Regions from separate parts of the Homo sapiens genome. Here region 2 is linked to region 1. The links are chromatin loops, found by intact Hi-C in ENCODE. Cell type or tissue: adrenal gland. All regions are shown on one strand. Each heading gives the region's core, and the rest is flanking DNA. Links, peaks and the distances in the headings are about the cores only.

Region 1 (5,372 bases), core at 319-5,318:
GGGGAACTGGTGTGACAGGGTCCTGGAAAGTGGTGAGAATGAAGCCTTTGCAGCCGGATAGAGGCATCTGTTTCACCTGGGGGCCCTCTGAGAAGCCTTCCTGGAGGAGGTGGCCTTTCAGCCAAGCCTAGAGGGTGGGAAGAAGCAGGGTTGTGAATGAGAAGTGTGGAGGCAGCCTGGGCGGTTGAGCGACCTTTAGAGCTGGGTTCTAGCTCAGCTCTACCGTTTAAGAGCTGGGGTCTTAGGTGGGTGACCCCTCACCGGGGCAGTGGGGTGAACACCCCCGATCTGGATCTCAGAGAGGAGACAGGGTGGAACGTGGCAGAGCAGGCACCTGGGACCCGGGGGTGGTCAGTAATGCCCCCCACCCACCTCTTTTTACTCATGACGCAGCCCCCATGCTGAGGGGTCAGGACCCCACCCCAGGCAAGAACCTGGATTTTAAGGAGCTGGCCGCGGGCTGGGGGCTTCCTACCCTCTGGGAAGGGGTGGGAGCTCACCAGCCGCCGCCGTCAGTCTGTCTGTCGCCTCCACGCCTCCCCCCTCCAGCGTCCCGCGCCTGCAGCTTTCCCCGAAGACATTTGGTGTCAGTATAAGGACGGCTTTTCCTCGCACGCAGCGCGGCTCGGTCTCGCCGCCGCCGCACGTCCCCGCACCGCCAGGCGCTCGGGCTCCTCCGCAGCCCCCGCCGCGCGCAGACCCCGCGCTTCGAGCCCTGAGCCGGAGGCGCGAGCAGAGCCGAGGCAGGCGAGAGACCGGCCTCAGCCCCGCGCTCCCCGCCGCGCTGGTCTCTCCCGGGCACTTGCCCCGCTGCTCGGTCCCCGCAGCACCCGCGCCCCCGCCCCGGCCCGGAGCGCCGCGCTCCCGCCCGCCGCCCGCCCAGAGCCTCGCCGTCCCTCCAGCCCGCCGCCTCCTCCTCCTCCCGCCATGGCCCGGGCCCCCGGGCCCGCCGCCCCCCGCCCGCCGCCCCCCGCGCCCCGGGGGCTCAGCTGATCCTGAATTGGCGGGGGGTCGGCTGGCGGGGCTGGGGGTCCCTCTCGATCGCCGGCTTCGGGTGGGGACGCGTTGTCCCCGCGTCTCTAACCTGGACGACCCCCCGCGGCCGGGCCACGTCCATGCCAAGGTAGGTGGGGGCTGGGTGGGTGGGGGGAAGGAAGGGAGGGCTTCGCTTCGATGCCAGTTTCTTGGCGCGTTGGCTTCTCTCTTCACTGGGGCATTTATTTATTTATTTCTGGGGATCGATCCTCCCCACCCGCGCGTACCCGTCAGGTGAGCCCCCCATCCCGCGCCTTCGGGGCCATGCCTTGGGAGGAAGGACAGGAAACTTTGACCGGTCCTCTCTCCAAGGCCACGAAAGTTCTCTCGGTGCCAATACTGAAGCCAGCTGAGCCAGCGCTGCAGAAATTTATTCAACAAGTCAGGCTGCCGGCCGGGGCCCGGGTTGTCCGCGCGTCCGGCCGCCCCTCCGCGGCTGCGGCTCTGCGGGCAGCTGGGCCAGAGCTGGTGCCCGTGTCCGGCGGGCTGAGCTGGGAGCGCTGGCCTGGGAGCGCGGCAGCGGGGGCCACTGGATGGGGGAATCCCGGGCAGGGTTTAACTTTCCCGGAGGCGGGGGTGGCGGAGACCCCCCCTTTGGCTGGCACCCCAGCGGGGCGGAGGCCTCGCTGCATGAAGCCAGGCCAGGGTCGGAGCCGGGGCTGTAGGGGTGAAAGGGACCCTCGGCCGGCTGGAGGTGTTATGTAATGAGTGCTTATGATGATTGGGTGCTAATTGCCTACTGGGTGGTGTTGTGGGGGAGCTGTGGGGGACTACGGGGCTTGGCAGTGGTGGGGAGGCCTCTTTTGGGGGAAGTCATGGTGCCTGGGGGAGGGGGCTGTGGTGGGGCCCAGGCTGAGGCCTCAGTCAGCCCCTCTGCTAGTGTCTTTCTGCCTTGTCAGGGCCCTGGGGGCTCCTGACCTGAGGATGAGATTGGGGTCTGAGAAGACCTCTGAGCTATATTCTTGTCCTGAGGGTCTGTATCCTGGGTCCAGGTGTGTGTGTGTGTGTGTGTGTGTGTGTGTGTGAGAGAGACAGAGAGAGAGAATGAGCGAGCGCTGGAGTGGGCCTGCGTGTCTGGCGTGTGTGGTGTGCCGGGGTCTGATCACCATGCGAGGAGAGTCCTCGCTGGAGCACTCAGATTGGCCCAGGCAGTGGCCAGTTCGTCCTCTGTCTCTCACTGCCTGGAGGATTCGCCCCGCAGACGCTGGCACCACCTCGGGGCTAGGACGCTGTGTGAACAGGGGTGTGGATCTGTGGCCCAGCCCCAGGGGAAGGGTTTGGCCCATGGTGTGGGCCTACCTCCCTGCACCCCGTCCTCAGACCCTGCTGGCACCTGGTCACCTCTTGAATCTGTGGCTCCTCTTAGCCCTAAGGACTCGCTTCCGGAACTCTTGTCCACTCTTCAGGACAAACTTTCTGTTCAGGCTTCAGGATCCAGGGCTGGGCTGGGGACTGAGCTGGGGTCTAGAGACCTCCCTGTTACCTTCCCACCTCCGCCGTCAACGCAGAGACAGAGGGAGGGGACACCAGTGGGTGATAGGTCAGGACAGGACAGGGTGACACTGAGCAGAGACCAGGTCTGGGGCCTCAGCAGGGGGAGGAAGAGGAAAAGAAAGAATGTGCCTGGAGGCTGTTGAGCTGGCCTGGCACCAAACCCATGAATCTGCCCACAACCCCAGAGGGCCTGGTCACCACACCGTGCCCTCCACGCTCTCTTCCTAGCTGTGCAGAGCTGCTGTGCCTGCCCCACAATGGGAGGCTTGGGGAAGGGGCTGCTGGCCTGGCTGGAGGCCCCTTCCCCTTCCTTTGACCAAAGTTCTCTGCCCGCTTCTTCCGCATTCCTTCCTCCTCACCCTGCATGCCCCTCCCCTCCCCTTGCCCCCATTCCAAGACCTCCTGAGAAAGCTGGGGCTGAGAGGGCATCTTCCAGGCCCACCAGGGGGCGCCAGGCTGTCCGCAGGTCCCTGCGGCCTCCCCTTGACCTTGAGTGGTCAGGTAGGGGTGGAGGGTGCCGTGAGAACCCCATCCTCTCTCACCCTCTCTCTGCTCCAGACATCTTCCTGAGTCCATAGCCAAGCTGGGAGCAGTTTTGGGGACTGCAGCCTCTCTGTGGTTCTGGACCCAGTTCCCCGCCCTGAGCCCACAGGGGTCACCACCTCCAACTCCCCTCCCCCAGTCTCCTTCATCATGGCCCCCTTTGTGGCCCTCTCTGCCACCTTCACCCCACACCCCAAGTGTGGCTGCTCTGGGCCTCAGCCCCAAGGAAGGGGCTCTCAGGCCAGTCAGTTTCTGGGCACCACTCTGTCCCTCCCCCACGCTGGCAGGGCTCCCGCCACCCCGCAGTTCCTAGCGCTTTCCAAGGTAGCCAAACAGGCTCCTATGTGGCTCCTTGATCCGTGGCTGTCTCCACTTTGGCAGCTGCCTTCTTCTCTTGATTCCTCAGCCCCCCAGCTCCTGGTGTCAAAAACTGTCTGGAAAGAGGGGATGCTGGGCTGGGCATGGGGGTCTAGAGAGACCCCTCTGGGCTGCAGGGAGAGCAGGGCGCTCTCCCCTCCATCCCTTCTCCTCTGCAGCCAGCTCTTCCCCTGCTGCTGCTCCTCTTCCTCGCCTGTCCTCCTGTCCCCACTTCTCCTTTCCAACCCCTTCCCTACCTCCTGTTCTTTGCCGCAGAATGTTTTCTTCCCATATGTTCCTAGGACATGCCCCAGCCTTAATGCCCTCAGTCTACTCTTGTGCCCCTGGCATCCCAGGTCTGGCCTGGGGGCTCAAAGAGCCCAGGGTGCTGTGTGCCCTGCACACTGTGGGTGTATGGTCTGTGGATCTCTGGGAGTGTGAGTGTGCAGGTCTGTGGGTCTGTGGGTCCAGGCATCTGTGGATCTGTGGGTGTGTCTGTGAATCTGTGGATGGTGGATCCATGGGTCCGTGGATCTGTGGATCCTGATATCCAGGAAGATGTGGGTTGAGTCTGTCCCCCACCATGGCTGCCAGTCTACAGAGGGAAGAAAACAAATTGGATTTTCCGATTTCCTTTTCTCTCTTTCTCTCTAATATTTATTCTTCATGTACTGTGTTCTAAGGCCTGTTCTGGTCACTGGGGGACACAGCAGTGAACGGAAGGGAACAGACAAAACCTGCCCTTTTGGAGCTGCTGTGCCTGTGAGAGGATCTGGCCTCCCCTGCCAGGTGCTTTGTGGGGACATGGCCACGAGTCCTGGTTTCCACTCGTGCTCTCAGATTGGAGAACCCAGACCGTATTGATAGATGAGGGGTGCAGATCACAGAGGATTTAGCATGGCATATTTGGACACCTTTGCAAAACAGCTGGGTGCTTTTGGGGCTCCTTGAGCAGGAGAGGACGAGAAGGACGTGGTATCTTGAGGGTGGAGGTTCTGTGGAGGCTGTGGGCTCTTCAGGGCCAGGTTCAATGCAGACCTGGCCCTGCCTCCCAGAACTTTTCCCTTCATCTCTGAGGTCTGCCTCTGCCCACTGCCCCCTTCTCCTGGACTCTGGCCAGAGAGGTCTGGCTAATGGTGCATGTAGAGAGGAGCATTAGGGTCTTGCTGCCTGCCCTACCCTGTTGAGCAGCGGGGGCTGCATCCAGCCCTCTGTTGTTCTAGGGTCTTAGGCCCCTTTTGGGAGGGGCCTAAGCTCTGTCCCAGCTGGGGTAGAGGTGAGCAAGTCCACAACCATGGCAAGAGGATCAGGTGACCTAGCATCAACAGAAGCATCCGCTTCTTATAAAACTGGGATAATACCTTTCACCTGAAAGGATTTTTGTGCGGCTCAGACATGTTTCTGCAGCACCTAGCATGGGGCCTCGTACAATGAAGCTGTCTTTTCTTTCATGAAGTTGCTTTCCAAATGTTTTTCCCCATTTTCTATCTGGTTTTCAAGGCAGAAAAGGCATCGTCTTCTGCATTTTATACAAAAGGAAATGAAGCTTGGGGAGACCATGTGATGTGGGGAGGGCAGAGCTGGTCCTTGAGTCCTGGGACTCCTGATCCAGTGCTCTTCCTGCTGGCCACCCCTCCCTCCCATCAGGGGCCATGTTCACCCTGATTTGCTCGCTGAAGTAAGACCCAAGGCCCTAATTACTGCAGAGTGAGTAAAAACTGATCAGCAGAAGCGCCTGCTGGGAGATGTTCAAACACACTGATGGTGGTTCCGACACAGCCTCGCTTGCTGCACTTGTCATAAGACCGAGAGCCGGCTGAAAACAAACAAATGGCAATGCCTGGTGACAGACACGTGGGCAGGTGCAGGGGTGGGGGGGCTGGTAGGCTGCAACCTCTTGTCCACAGTCTGGCCTGGACAACCCTTATCTGGTGACCTGGAGC
Region 2 (5,372 bases), core at 220-5,219, 250 kb after region 1:
AGGGAGAAAACAGGAAATCCTGAATTGACTGAGTTTAAGATGGAAGTAACTAAGAAAACAGAATAACCAAGGTTGTATTTTCTGCCACAGGAAATTTAAGATTTTGGTTTGTTTGTTTTTTTTTGAATTACAGACATATAGCTACTCCTTTGGGCACACTTGAGGTCATGGCTTGAAAATATTGTGTCCACAACTAAGCATGAATAAGATGCCATCTTGCCTTTGGGGGGCTCTTCCAGCTGCCAGACGGCCCTCTGTCCTTTCTCCAACCACCTCTTCTAAGTTACTACTAAGACAGCTCCTCAGTCTGCTCTCTGCCCTCTAGCCTTTCCTCATTCACTTGTAGCCCTCTACAACCTACTAATTTCAGTGAATACCCCAACATCTAGAAACTCGGGGGAAATCAATGCTACATCTCTGGGTTCCTGCCACACTACAGACAGATCCTGGCTTCAGATCAGACTTGAAGTGGTATGAAAGGAAAACCTAAATAAATAATATCGGGGCCAGTGCCAATGCCCACATGCATTCCCTCACTATTTCCTTAAACATTATTTAAAATTCTATGTGTTTTGAGCACTTCCTCCTTTTCAATAGACTCTCTTTAGCTAATGTTAACAATCAAGTGTCAACTAGGGATGAGGAAAGTTCTACAAAATTTCAAAAGACAGCCCTGCTGGTGGGGAACCTCGCTGGTGAGCTTAGAGGACTCCCAGTGTGCTGGCCATGCTGCTCTTCTTTTAAAAAGCCATGATGAATCTTCTTTGAAGACACTTCTAAAGTATATGCAAAAAATACAAAAAGCACTGAGAGGATGGCTGTATTCAATTGAGGGGCATTTCCAATGATACTTATTCAGCTAACAGACATTTACTGGGGCATTTACTATGTACTAAGCTCTGGATTAGAGGCAGAAACTAGAATGATGAACAAGACACAGCCCTTGCTCTCAAAAAACTACAGTGGCTTTGGTTTGATGGTGAGGGAAATAACAGGCAAGGACAACCCAGCAGAATCGGCACCAGATCTGAGGCAGGCACAGGGTGTCTTCAGAGCCCAGAGGAGGAGAACAATAGCCCCTGCCTTCCAAATGCCAGTGAAGGCTTTCTGGGAAAAGTGACATCTTAGCTAAATCCCAAGAATGAGCAAGATTCAGACAAATGAATAGGAATGGAGGACGGAGGCAAGGGGAGGGTTTTCCCTGCTGAGAAGTATGCAAAGCATGAGAGAATATGGTGTTTGGGGGAAGCAGTTCAGTGTACCAAGCTGGAACATCAGAGGCTGGGGGAAGAAAGGAGGTTAAAGGTGAGGCTGCAGGGGTGAGCACAGGCCAATGTGGGAAGGAGCTTACCTGCCACACTAAGTTGTTAGAACTTTATCCTAAGGGAGCTTCTCAGAATTGTGACTGATCAGAGCTTCATTTTAGGAATGTCCTAAGTCTCTAATTCTGTTTTGACCCCTGATTGCTTCCCTAACTTGCTCACCTCCAGTCCTTTCTTTACAATGCATTCACAGTCATCTTCCTACAGCAAGGATCTGGCTGTATCATGTCCTTGCTTAAAACACATCAAAGGCTCCCCATTGTTTTTCAGACGCAATAAAAACTCCTCAACATGGCTTATCCTACGTGCCACTTTGCCAGGGAAGCTCCAGGTTTACATCTGTTACCCTGGCATAATTTTTCACTTTCACTCTCTAAAGTGGCCTGACTGAACAATAAACATATGGCCACCTCTTCTACACCTGATCTTAGCCCAAAGGCCGGGAAGCAATATGGTCACCTTTACATATAAGACCTTGCTCACCTCTTCAAGGCCTCTCCTGCCATCCACCTCATCCTGAGGCTCTGCTAAACTTCCTTCCATTCTCCCAACTGGCCAAGTCTCTCTTGCCCACTCCTCCTGTTCCTCCCACCCCAGCCTCTCACATTGTTCATGCTGCCTGAGATTCTCTTCTCTCCTCACTTGGTTTGGCTCATTCTGCGTAGTAGGCAAAATAGTGCAGTGAACTGTTTTTCAAAATGTGGGTTGTGACCAATTAGTGGGTAGTGAAATAAATTTTGTGGGTCACATCTAAATTTTTTTAAAAAGTAAAATGACTAAGATAGATCAGAGTACACTGTCAATAAACATTGTTTTGTGAAACTGTGAAACTCTTGTTTTAGGGGTGTGTGTGTGTATATATATATACGTACGTGTGTGTGTGTGTGTGTGTGTGTGTATATATATACTGGGTCATGACATAAAAGGCATTTCTGACTGTGGGTCACAGTCAAAAGGTTTGAAACACATCAGCGTAGGCTCTGGGGTTACACCAGCAGCTTGGTCTAAATGCTGACTTTGCCACTTCCTAGTTCTGTGACTGAGGGCAAATTTTTAAAAATCTCTTTGTGGACTTTCTTCATCTGTCTCATAAGATTGTTATGAAGATTAAATGAGCTCGACCATTTAAAAGTACACCCAGCACACACAACATGAGTGTTGGCTACTGCTACTATCATCACCCATCCCTCTCATTCCAGCTTGGACATCACTTTCTCCAGAAAGCGCCCCCTGCTGTCCTAAGGCAGGGTTAGGTGCCCTCCTGTACATGTTCGTGTCCTCTCCCTATCCTGATACCTCATTTGTTTGATTAGGTCTGTTAAGCCACTAGACTGGAAGCTGCATAAAGGCAGGAACTTGTTCACCATTGACTACCTAGCAGTTAGCACAGTGCTTAGTACACAGTAGGCATTTAGTAAATTTCTGTGGGATGAATAACTTACCCTTTGAAAGAAACATACAGCTGTTTCATTCTAATAAAAAGTCAACTTGGAACTTCCACACTTGAGAGGTCATGGTCATTTTAATCAAGAATCTCTCAGTTTAGATTAGTCTTCGTTCTCCTAATTTGAACTGTCAAAGGGGTTGTATGACATTGTTATAATACATACACTCATTAGTAATGGGAAAAAGTTTAGGTTGGATGGCTTCTTGACCTAAAATTCATAAATAGTTCAAAAGTCAGTGTCTCTTAATATTCTTTTAATTATCACAATAATGAAAAAAGTTGGCCACTGCAGATAAAGAATGGCATGTTTAAATGTACTTACCACCCTTCTGGTCTTTTAATTGACTTCTACTGCAAGTGTGGCTTTGTTTTATTTATTCATTCTTATCAATGAAAGCCTTTAGTAGTCTCATTTATCTGTTTTTCATGCATGAATCATGCTTTCCCATATTTTTAAAGTAAAAAAGAGGGGGGAATTAAGTTTAAAAAGGTTTTAATTGGATGTCTTAATGTCAACCACATAATACACAGTTACTATGTTGATACCCTCTCGAATTTCTACAGTCAGTTCTATAATTTGAGGCACACTTTGCAATGCTCTGATGATTGATATAAAGACACTTTTAAGGAAATGTGAAGGCAGGCAGCAACTTTCCCCAAAATGGAGGACATTGTAAATGCATCCAATTTATGAACAACACACAAAAACTGTATGCAATGGCTTGAAAAGCAGCCTATATACCTAGAAGCAGCCAAAGAACACAGGCCAAAGTCAGTGCTGTGCTAGTGGCAGATTCACTAGGATATCAGAGAGTGGTCTGGGGACTCCTGGGTCACACTACTCCTTCCTAAATCAGACAAACACATAGTTACACAGTAAGTCAGATGCTGATAAGTGCTATAGAGTGAATGAGCAGAGAAGAGGGAGGAGCACCACTGGCAGTGGGAAGGTGTTGATTTTGAATAAAATGTCCAGGAAAGCCTCCCTGAGACTGTAACATCTCAACAGGATGTGAAAAGAATGAGAGCGTGAGAATGTGCCATGTGTGTAGGACTCAGAAAAAGGGCACTTCTCTGGCACACTGGAGAGGGAGCTTAAAAGCTCCATGAGATGGGACTGTCGGGATGGATCTATTACATACAATTTGCTCAGCCACCTTTTAATTGCCTTGGAGGACACTCTGTTCACTAAGGCATTTAAAAAGCATACTTTGATGGGGCACCAGCATCTCTGAAGAGCTCTGTAGTGGTTGTCATCTGTAGGCTGAGATGACCAGGGATAACAGGGATGGTGCAATGGAATTGGGTTTCCTGATCTCACTGGGAATACTGGGGTCCTGGAGCAGTAAAAGCAAATAGCAGTGCTTAACTCTTGGAGACAAGCTAGGCATGATAATCATAGTAAGCCACAGGGATGCCGTGGTATCCATTTTCTGTTTTTTGTTTTTTGTTTTCTTACTTTCAGGATGTGTGGTGGTGGTTAATGAATCACAGGACCTGTGGAAAATACATAGGCAGCCTACTAAGTGAGCTTAATATAAATAGACAGAAAACCTAACTACTGTCATTATAGGGGATTCATGGCCTCTTATCCAGCTCCTAAGCCTAGGCCAGTTCACAGAGCAAGAACTTCTTGAGGGGAAGGTCTGAGCCCTTTGAGAATGAATCCTGCAATGTAGCCACAGGTGTGTACAGTAAATCTTCCCCTAAGCCTCCCCTAGAGGTACCTGAAGCTATTCACAACAATGACTGTACTTAGATAAGTACTTATCCGATATTGGCTCTGAACTGACACTAATTTCTGGAGATCTAACAATGCCACCATAGTCTACTGGCCAGAGGAGGGACTTAAGAAACCAGGTGACACATGAAGTCTTGGCCTAGGAGCTACCTCACACCGAATCCAGCTAAACCACAGACCTACCTCTAGTTATTTCCATGGTCTCAGAATGTATGGTGAGAACAGACCTGCTTAGTAACCTGCAAAATTCTCCCCTCTGCTTCCACCACCCATGGAGTTCAGGTTATTAGGGTATTAGAGAGATCAGGCAGAACCGCTATAATTATACCACTTCCCCTCTAAAAATCTTTCTGGGGAAATTACAGAAATTAATGCCACCATCAAAGATTTCAAAGTTGTAGGGGTAGTGATTCTTACCACATTCCAGTATAACTTGCCTGTTTTTCTGAAAAGCCATGTGGACTGTCAAGGATGACGGTAGATTATTGCAAATATAATCAGGTGATGGTACCATGCATAGCTATAGTTCCAGTTGTGGGCTCTTTACTAGGGCAAATCAACACAGCCCCAGACATCTATAGTATATAGGTGTCAACCTAGACACTTTCCTAAAATCCCTATTAATAAAGATAATGAGAATCAGTTAACTTTCATGTGACAGGGACAACAGTATACTGTCTTTACTGTCTTGCCTTATGGCTGTGTCAACTCTGCTATGTCCTTCAATAGAGGCAAGAGGGACCTTAAATCTCTTGATGTCTGTCCCACAGAGCAACACACTGGCTATCACATTGATGATACAGTGCTAAGTGGACTTATGCAAGAAGTGGCAAGCACTCTTGATGCTACATGTATGTAGAAG

What was found. A loop is a pair of places that touch in the nucleus more often than their neighbours do. Peaks named below come from ENCODE experiments on the same cell type or tissue, not always from the same donor. Only the 100,000 strongest peaks of a DNase experiment are listed, where the experiment ranks them.
Region 2: it touches region 1 in a loop (2.4-fold over the local background); 4 of 110 quality-filtered maps call a loop at or near these places.

What each region holds. Positions count from the first base shown.
Region 1 is chr22:39,556,942-39,562,313 of GRCh38, forward strand. It overlaps LOC124905120 (a long non-coding RNA gene), which reads right to left and starts at 573. Exons shown (of 2, transcript XR_007068106.1): 1 at 501-573; 2 at 1-127. RefSeq lists an enhancer at 988-1,586. In adrenal gland, for the core only: a CTCF peak has its summit at 2,954 (motif pointing right); DNase peaks (open chromatin) are centred at 608, 1,506, 2,198, 2,500 and 1 weaker place; H3K4me3 peaks cover 1,450 bases; H3K27ac peaks cover 1,855 bases; H3K27me3 peaks cover 442 bases.
Region 2 is chr22:39,805,695-39,811,066 of GRCh38, forward strand. The region is part of intron 5 of ENTHD1 (ENTH domain containing 1); the gene reads right to left. Among named protein-coding and RNA genes, the nearest start is that of ENTHD1, 85 kb to the right of the region's middle. In adrenal gland, for the core only: CTCF peaks have their summits at 2,539 (motif pointing left) and 2,758; no DNase peak of the experiment used is centred there; H3K27me3 peaks cover 956 bases.